2 separate regions of the Homo sapiens genome follow, and region 2 is linked to region 1. A link is an interaction called in ENCODE POLR2A ChIA-PET data of the cell type or tissue named here. Cell type or tissue: CD4-positive, alpha-beta T cell. All regions are shown on one strand.

Region 1 (5,000 bases):
TGAAGCTCACAGAGCAGCCTTCATGTACAAAGGGATTGTGTTCCACTCGTGTCCAAGTCCATTTCTGTGAACTTAAAAATGCATTTTCCCATAGAATTGTTTTTATAAAAGGTGGCTGCGTTCCAAAACCACCTGCAAAAATTCCCATCCAAAATGTAGTTGAAAGAAAAGTCACCTAGTAGGGAGAGACAAATAACTCTGATACTAGGAATGAATGTCAAAGATGATTTTAAATAATGGGTAAAACTAGATAGGGAGTTCTTTGAGTGCATGATTTTTTTCTTATTTAATTATTTTTCTGCTTTCCCAGTCTTAGCCGACTGCCCATCACTAAATGTTTTTACTCATTTCAGTGCTTGAGAAAAAAGCAGTTTTCATTAAAATTGTATTCAGATGTATCTAAAAACTTGTGTGGATTTTCTTTTTTTTTTTTCTTTTATTTGAGACAGTCTCACGCTGTCACCCAGGCTGGAGTACACTGGCACAATCTCAGCTCACTGCACTCTCCATCTCCTGGGTTCAAACGATTCTCCTGCCTCAGCCTCCCAAGTAGCTAGGATTACAGGAGCCCACCACCACACCCAGCTAATTTTTGTTTTTTGGTTTTTTTTTTTTTCAGTTTCACCGTGTTGGCCAGGCTGGTCTCGAACTCCTGACCTCAAATGACCCACCCGCTTCAGCCTCCCAAAGTGCTGGGTTTACAGGAGTGAGGCACCACGCCAGACCTGGCTTTTCTAAAATGACTCCCAGGATTTTTGATCCTGACTATACCAGTTGCCTAATTTCACCCTCAGATATAGAACTTTCCTTTCCACTGATGTTTTGATGGCAATATTCATGCATTTATCAATGATAATTTAAAAAATGGTCTACAAATGGACTAAACAAATAAAAGAGATAAAGGAGGAAAAAAGAAAAGGAAGTAAAGGAGGGAGATTCTTCTAAAGTACCTGGGCAAAATTCCAGGGGATAAGGTGGGGAATATTGTTAAGCTAGAAAGGAAAGAAAGCAAGAGGGAGAGAGAAGAAAAAAGGGAAGAAAAGAGAGAAGAGGAGAGGGAGAGGGAAAGGGAGGAGAAGAGAAAAACCAAGACAAGCAAGACAGGGGAAAGGAAGCGGGCAATGCATTGCATGTTCTTCCAGGTAGGGAAAGAAAGACTGTGGCCAGGACAAGATATTAGAGCTGACACTGCCACCTGCCCCTCTCACAGTCCACCTTGACTGGGTGGCTTATGTCTGCCTGGTGTGGTTTGAGCGTATCTATGTGGCTGTGCTGGAGGGCAAGCTTACATTGGTTTCATGCTTACGGAGTTTCTCTACTTCAAAAGTAAACATTACAGTGAGTTAGAGAAGAGCAAGCTCTAGCCTAAGGAATCTACTATTGGCATTTTACAAAGGTAATGGTGAAATTCACCTTTCTTTTTCCCATCTGCATGATGGGAGAATATAGTACAGTGTTTAGAGCTCAGGCTCTGGAGTCAGACAAAGGCTTAGAAATCCAAGCTCCTACTCTTCCTTGCTCTGGGACCTTGGGAAAGTTACTTAATGATTACTGACCTCCGTTTCCTCACTTACAAAATGGAAAAAATTATATCTTCCTCAAGGAAATGAAGATTAAAAGAAATATCACATGTAAACAGCCAGGTACCATGCTTGGTATCTGATACATTTTTTAACATGGTAGCCATTATTTTTCTTACCATTATAGAACAGTAATTGGTGTCACAAGATTATTAAGGCTACCATGAAAACTAAATAATCTCGTGCCAGCAAAGTGACACATTACATATCACCAACCAGCATAACTGGGAGTTGAAGAACTAGCAAAAAGAGAAGCTGCTGAATGGGGACTGAGCGCAAATCCACAGTATGAGCCAGATCTGCAGGGCAAGCCTGTCCTCCCAACACCTGGAGCTCAATGGGAATATGAGCATTCATGTGGTGGGGAAGTGGGGCAGTACACAGGGGACTTCTGCCACACTGTCCAGCTGGCCAGCAACTAACTGTCTTAGTCCATTTGTGCTGCTAAAACTAAATACCTGAGACTTGGTAATTTATAAAGAACAGAAATTTATTTTCTCACAGTTCTGGAGACTGGAAAGTCCAAGATCAAAATCCTGGTATTTGGTCTGGTGAGGACCTTCTTGCTGCAACCTCACATGGCAGAAGGTGGGAGGGCAAGAGAGAGCCGAAGAGCAGGTTAGCAAGCCAACTGAATGCTGGCAGAAGCCTCTTTAATAAGTGCCTTGATCCCATGAATGACAGAGGAGCCCTTATGGCCTAATCACCTCTGAAAGGCTCCCATCGCCTAATACTGTCATATTGGCACCACTTGAATTTTGAAAGCGACGTATTCAAACCATAACAGAAACCCACATTCTATTTGGAAGAATTTCTCATTTTTGTGAATCTTGGTAAGAGAGAGTCTGCCTCCTACATACTACAGGAGCCAACTGAACTCTTTCTTCCAGAGATGCCAGTAGGGATACCAGTACCATTTAGAAAACTGCTTCTACCCCTTTGGATGTCATTGCCAGCTTGAGGTTTTCTTAGTGTCATGATAAGGTGAAGTGTTGGAACAAATGCTGACAGCAGCACTTCCTTTCCTTCAAACACCAGATGGTGCCAGATACAGATTTCTTTCAGCCATAAGTCAACCTAGTGACTTAGAGAGTAGTCGTCCAATGAAGCTATGAGTTATGAAAAAAAGCACCTTGGTTTCCTGCCTCATGACCCACAGGAGCCAACCCGGTTCTGTTTTCAGTGATGGGTATCTGAGTTACCGGCAGCGAATGTGTACAAGTCTGAAGCAACCTCAATTCTTGCCTCCTCAGAAGAAAAAAATTGACTGAGGGACATAAGGCAGAAGAAGAAACTGAGGCAAATTTTAGAGCATGAGTGAGAGTTAATTAAAAAGCTTTAGAGCAGGAATGAAAAGAAAGTAAAGTACACTTGGAAGAGGGCTAAGCGAGTGTCTTGGAGGACAAGTGTGGGATTTGATGTTTTGGCTTGGAGTTTTATATGTTGGCATACTTCTGGGGTCTTGCATCCCTTCTCCCTGCTTCTTCCTTTGGGGTGGGTTTTCTGCATGTGTAATGGCCTGCTAGTGCTTGGGAGGGGAACGTCAGTGTCTTTACACATGCTCACTTGAGGCGTTCTTCCCATTCCGGTGCAATGCCCACAGAAGGTCATATACAAGTTAAACTCCACCATTTTGCCTCTTAATGCACATGCTTGAGCTCACTCGCCCAACTCCTGAAATTTTATCAGGAAGCTACTGATCACCAGTTTCAGGTTTTTTCTATCTATAGGGAGACTGCCTTTCCCTGGCACTGGCTGTGACCAATTATTATTTTAGAGAGACAGTTGAAAACCACCTGATCATCACCTGATGGTTGCCCCACATTATTAGGCAGATCCACCTCCTGCCCTGCTCACACCTGACTAGCTACTTACTGTAACAATTCCTGCATGCTTGTCATGCCTGATTGTTCAGCTTCCCAAGGAGTTGCAAGCCCCAGATTCTATTTCTGTTATTTAAACCCAGAAGAGTCTGACCTGGCACCTTATAAGGTCAGTGGACTCAATAGTTCCTCAGTTGCACTTCTTGCCCAGTGATGACCTTGGTCACTTTATAAGATCATTTCCCTCTTCAGAAACTACAGAGCATCTTGACAGTCCAACATCCCAACCAAAGCAGAGATAAACTGTACCTCACTCCCAATCAAGGACCCACCAGCCCCTTCGTCAACACCTGAGTTATGGTTACTGAGTACTTAGGGAGGAATTCTTCTAAGTCCTTTGCAAGAATTAATTTATTTAGTGCTTGCACTACCCTACAAAGTAGATACAATTATTATCTTATCCCCTGTTTCATAGAGGAGGAAATAGAGTTCAGAGAGGTTAACACACGTACCTAAAGTTACAGGAAAGAAACAGGACTAGGCTTTGAACCCAGGCAGTCAGACTCCACAGCCTAGCATCATACACCAACTTATACTGCTTCTCAAAAGCTGCCTAAAAATAAGTACACAGAGTTATTTAGTGCTAACATGTGCTATGAAGAAAAACACAGTAGGGAGATGGGTAAGGAGAAAAAAAGAGTGATGGGCTGATCTTTTTGTAGGATGCTCAGAGGAAGGCCTGTTAGAATGGAGTTGCTATAAACTGAGAGAGTGAAGAGTGAAGAAGAGTGGGTTTGGAGAACTATTTCTGGCCTTTGGTGCCACTCAGAACTACTCAGTCACACTTCTATATAAAATATCTTCCAAGATCTGAATAAAACTCTCTCTTCTCTACCCTTCCATAAATCACCCCATAATTTTGTGCAATGCTCACTTTCCAGTGTTGTAACCACCTTGAAGACCTGCTTTGACCACAGCCCTGACTCTCAATGTCTTCCTTAAATGGTAAGTCTGCCACCGACTCCAGACTCAGACCCAACAGCACACAGGCAAGTTCTTTACACTCAATCTAGACCTTGCCTGCCTCTGAACTCTCATTGTCTGTAGCTGCTGTATCTTTTGGCTCCCAGATCTTTTCCCACGAACAGTTCTCATTCTATATTCTTTCTTCATATGAGTCAAGGATAAAATTCTTGAACAGGACAAAGTCAAGGTCCAGGACAGAGTCCTCTGCCTCAACCAGAGACCATCCCACAGGCTGAGAATGGATGTTGTTTGTTTCAACAAATCTGGGTACATCTGACAACAATAGCATCCAGTCATATATTATACACTCTTCTCCACCAAGATAGCCAGAATGCACATTCCTGAATGTCAGGCAGAAATGACAATACATTGTATCCACAGATGTCCCTCAGCTTACAAATTAGTTGCTCTGTTTTAAAAAGTAGAATGATGTTAATTTCTTATATGTTCTTCCTGTAGGAATTTATCCCTCCGTCTATTTCAAATATGCATAATCTCTTTAAGAAATGGGTATTTGAATGTTATCTGTGTCATAACTTGCTTATCTGCCTGTCGCTCTCTGTGATTTCTC
Region 2 (5,000 bases), 58 kb before region 1:
GATCCTCCCGCCTCTGCCTCCCAAAGTGCTGGCATTATAGGCATAAGCCACTGTGCCCGGCCCCTCCAGTTGACTTTTAATGCCTAAACTTTTCACTTGAGAAAAATTAGCTTCCCTCAGGCTTCCTTTCGCTGGCTCCTCCCCTTCTCCCTGTACTTTACTTGTTAAGATTCCTCAGGGTCAATCATTAGAACTCAATGATTCTCCCTCTACACTATCCCTGGAAATTTTCACCCATACCCACAGCTTCCATAACCACCAATTCCCACATGACCCATAGTTTTCTGTGTCGAACCCAGATGCCTTCCAGCCCCATGCCCATCAGCCCAGCTGCCTACTTATCATCTCCGTTAGATATCTCAAAAGCATCTCAGATTAATCAGGTCCAAAACCAAATCCTCATTTCCATCTCCCAATCCTCCAGACAAAGAAACAATAAAAAAAGACAAGACTCTTCTCCTAGTGTTTCCTAACTTCCTGAATGATACCAACCAGGTGGATAAGCAGAAACCAGAACCCATCATGGGCATCATCTTTTCCATGCTATTCCCCAAAGCCAATCTAGCACCAAATCATATTAATTTACCTGCTGAATACCTTTCAGATCCTTCAGCTCTTCATATGTTTCCCTTCACAGGCCTTTCACGTGACGTTCCATGGCCTAGAAAGCTCCTCCTTCCCTCTCCTGGCTACCTGGTCAATGATCAGGTCAATGATAACAGGCTACAGAAGCTTTTGATAATAAAGGCAAAGAATCCCGAACACCACTCCAGCACTGATAAATGACTGTGGAGATCTATATCCCTGAAATCATGCTGAAAAGACCCTATTTTCTTTAGGAAAATGTTTCCCAGCTCTTAATCAATTCACTGAAAACCAATTGCCAGAGAGGTACTTCCACAGACTCACTGTTAGGCAAGTTGACTTGCTTCCATGTTTCTCCAAGTGTGATCCTGATCCCTGGGTCATCTATACTAGAAGGTTTATTAGAAACACAAGCTATCCCAGACCCAGAGACCCAGGAACCTGAATCTTAACTACCCCCAGGTGATTCAGATGCAAGCTAAAATTTGAAATCAAGACTGCAGTTCTAGAGAGTAGAATTCCATGCTTTGCAACTGTCTTAAGCCAGCCTTCATTTGTCTCCTAGCAACCCTTGAGCAATGACAAGTACCTGCCAAACACTGTTGTGAAAACCTCTCTCCTGGGAAAACAAAAGTATTTTGCTTTCTAAATTCTATAGGAATAAAGCTGCTTTAGAAAAGGATAATTTGGCCACCAAGGTAGTTGGGAGAGATAGTTTTCTCTTTGGAGCTGAGCTGAGGGTGCTTATAAGACCCTCTGGCCACCGGGCTAGGTCCAGGACTGACCTTGGGAAGTAGGGCCAGCAGGAGGCAGAGCTTTGCAAGGTCTTGGCATCTGGGAGTTAGAGAGAGGCTTCAGCCATGGATAGCCTTGTGACCTTGAGCTGCAGTACCTCCATATGGACCAAGAGGGTTAGGAGATGGACAGGGATCAGGGGAGAACTGCTTTGCTTGAAATATGACAAAAAACCCCTATCCTATGATAAGTCTCTATGTCTCCTGTATTTATTTCACTTTAGGTCATGACATTTTGAGCACAATTGTGTGTGGGATGCATTCATCAATAGAGCTGGAAGCACCAACCACCATAGGAGGTAAAGTATTGTAATAATAATAATAATGAAGATAGATGATTGATAGATAGATAGATAGATAGATAGATAGATAGATAGATAGATACTTTTTATGTGCGGTTACTATATAACTAGAACTCTATGTTCACCTGCTATAATCTCTTCAACATCTATGGAAAGTAGACAAAAGTATTAGCACAACACAGAAGAAAAAACAAAACTAAAGTATGAAATGTATAGTAATTTTCCCAAGGTCATGCAGCTAGAAGAGTGGAGCTGGGATCTGGACCCAGATCTGTGCCTTTCCACTGAGCCATGATAAGTGGTAAGTTAAACCTATGTGGGGTACTGATGAGTCCATTCCATCCTCATGCAAAGCCACCTCCTCCACTGGGATCCCCGAATTTTAGTTTCCCTTCCTACTTCCACTTTACTTTCTGCTTCTGTACATTTAATTATTTTAGATTCCCCATGTAAATGAGTTTTTCTTCCTGTTTGCATCACCCCAAACCCACTATCACTAATCATCTTCCTGTCATTCAAGCACCTATGCTTGCACGCTGAGATGTACCAAAAGGAAGACCACAACTTCAAGTCTTCAAACAGTCCCTGAAAACATATGAGTCATTTGCTGTTGTGCACAATTTATCTTTTTAAGTTTGTGTATTGAGTTAGCTTAAAGTATGTTCCTAGCCTGACTTACGGAGGAATTTCAGATCTGCTGACTAGTAAACAACAGAACAAGGTTGGCCCCCTTAGTGGGCAGCAATGAGATAAAATAGAGTTCCCTGATGAGATGCTCATATCAGGATCTTGCTTGAATAAATCAGCTTTGAAAGACATTTGGAAACCACCGGAAATTTTCAATATAGACTAAGTATCAGCTGATGTTGAGAAATTATTATCAGTTTTGTTAGACTAAAGTGATACTGTAGTTATAGGGGAATATGTTCATTTTTCAAGGCACATGTTAAATATTTCAAGTTAAAATAAAGTTATGTCTGTAATTTACTTCAAATTCTTCAGAAAATAACTAAAAAGAGATTAAGTAAATATGGTAAAATGTTAACAATTGTTAAATCTAGGTGTGTTCATCTTAAGTTGTGTTCATCTTACTATTCTCTTTCTACTTTTCAAACAAATTCAACATGTTCATAATAAGTGAGTTTTTTAGAGAGTTTTGCTACCAAGGCAAGGAAAAGTAATCTAATATTTGTGTGCTTGGTGCTTTACAAACCTTATATTATCTTATTTTGTTGTAACACTAACAAGTAAAAATATTAATCCCATTTTATAAATGAGGATTATAAATCTCAAAGAGACTCATAACATAAAAGATGGAAGTTTAGGCTTTAATCAAATGAATCTCAACCTTTGGCTATCAGGTCATCTCTAGATCTAGGGGGAAATCACTTCTACATAAAGCCTGCCCTTTGCCAGGCTCCACTTATTTAATTCAATTTTGGTGAGACGGGAAGGCATTTTGTCCTTTTTTCCTCCTGAATTGTTATGTCTCTGAGTATGTTTCCCAGAATGTAATAGGAAGATTCCGATTATTTTCTCATTTCAAAGCTAAAGAGGCCTTTACATAATCAAGAAGCTCTGAGACAAATTGTTTTGTATAAACTTTGAAGGACTTTTCTGTTGAATCAGACACCTTTTCAGCCACTAGAAAGGAAAGTGGTACAAAGATATCTAGTCATCACTCCAGACACTGAAATCATGAAGATCAAATATATTCAGGCTTCCATCCTCGGCTATCATTTCTTGTGGTAACTTACAGTGTGCATGCTCTTCAGACAGTGAATGATGTAATGAGCACCATTAAAGTTGGAGTTTTCATTCTACATGATCGACAACAACAGTTCTACAGGCTAGAGACCAACAGGAAAGCCAGCCTCCCAGGCCCACCCCACCCCCCAACCAACCCAAATATTGGTCAGTTCTAATAGTATCAACACTCATGAGATGTTAGGCCAGTTCCTCTGAAAATAAGGCAGGCAGATAAAAATCTAGGAACACTGAAAATGGGAGCCAGCACGTGTTGACTCACATTAAAAAGTATACCATCATTAGCAACACAGGTGGGTAACACTAGGGCTAGAAAATTTGTCTACAAGACATCTTTCTCTGGTGTTGGGCTTTATTTTTAATTAAGTACATCTTTCGTCTGAGTTATCATCAAGGCTGACATTGTAAAAGGGTGAGTAAGCAATTATCTGGGTGGGGTGATATCCAGGGTACTGAAAAGGATTTCAGGAAATACTTTCTTCATCCCCTAACTGATCTCTGAAATTCCTTTAAGGCATGACTCCTTTGGCTTAAGGCTCGGGTCTCTGGAAAAATAAAACATTAAGCAGAAAAAAACTCCTGAAGTGGTTGTCGGACATTCATATTATAGCATGAATAAGTTGCAGATAGTGAGAACAGGTTTTAATGGAAGGGTTACAGCAAGAAGATATTGATACCTAACTGTAATGAGTGAGGGGGAAACGTAGGGGAAGGTAGAAGAACAATTAAGAATCCATCCACTTAACCTTTTCTCGAGTCTGCTCTAAGTCGCACAGTACCCTTCATTCTTGCACCAAGAATAAACATCTTTCCATGTTTAATAAGGACTTGAGGCTTATGCTTTTACCTAAAGACACACAGTAAAAATAATATAGATTTTTAAAGTCTGTTTTCTCCACTAGCCCAGACCCCTTTGGTATAGTAAGTATGATTTTATGATACTGAACTTTGTCTTGGGCTGAATTGTATCCCCCAAAAATTCCTATGTTGAAGTCCTAACCCCCAGTATATGGAGGTAAGGTCTTTAAAGAGGTAACTAAGGTAGGCACTTTGGGAGGCCGAGGCAGGCAAATCACAAGGTCAGGGGTTCGAGACCAACCTGACCAACATGGCAAAACCCCGTCTCTACTAAAAATACAAAAATTAGCCGGGCATGGTGTCACACACCTGTAATCTCAGCTACTCAGGAGGCTGAGGCAAGAGAATCACTTGAACCCAGGAGGAGGAGGTTGCAGTGAGCTGAAATGGTGCCACTGCACAGCAGCCTGGGTGATAGAGTGAGACTCTGTCTCAGAAAGAAAAAAAAAAAGAGGTAACTAAGGTAAATGAAGTTATCAAGGGGGGCCCTCATGACTGATATCCTTACAAGAGCAGATTAAGACACAGATACACATAAAGGGAAGGCCATGTGAAGACATACCCATAGGTGGTGAAGATGGCCACCTATAAGCCAAGGAGAGAGGCCTCCGAGGAAACAACACCTGCCAATACCTTGATTCAGCTCTCAGCCGTCAGAATTATGAGAGAATACATTTCTGTTGTTTAAGCCACC

What was found. Peaks named below come from ENCODE experiments on the same cell type or tissue, not always from the same donor. Only the 100,000 strongest peaks of a DNase experiment are listed, where the experiment ranks them.
Region 2: POLR2A ChIA-PET joins it to region 1 with 6 read pairs; 5 of 35 experiments call an interaction of 5 or more read pairs at or near these places.

Annotation. Positions count from the first base shown.
Region 1 is chr1:168,360,852-168,365,851 of GRCh38, reverse strand. No RefSeq gene overlaps it. Among named protein-coding and RNA genes, the nearest start is that of MIR557, 12 kb to the left of the region's middle. In CD4-positive, alpha-beta T cell, no CTCF peak of the experiment used is centred here; a DNase peak (open chromatin) is centred at 2,661.
Region 2 is chr1:168,418,808-168,423,807 of GRCh38, reverse strand. LOC125312414 (a long non-coding RNA gene) reads left to right here. Exons shown (of 8, transcript NR_176090.1): 5 at 1,604-1,678. It overlaps LOC100505918 (a long non-coding RNA gene), which reads left to right and starts at 1,152. Exons shown (of 5, transcript NR_176059.1): 1 at 1,152-1,218; 2 at 1,604-1,678. In CD4-positive, alpha-beta T cell, no CTCF peak of the experiment used is centred here; a DNase peak (open chromatin) is centred at 2,227; H3K4me3 peaks cover 591 bases; H3K27ac peaks cover 2,179 bases.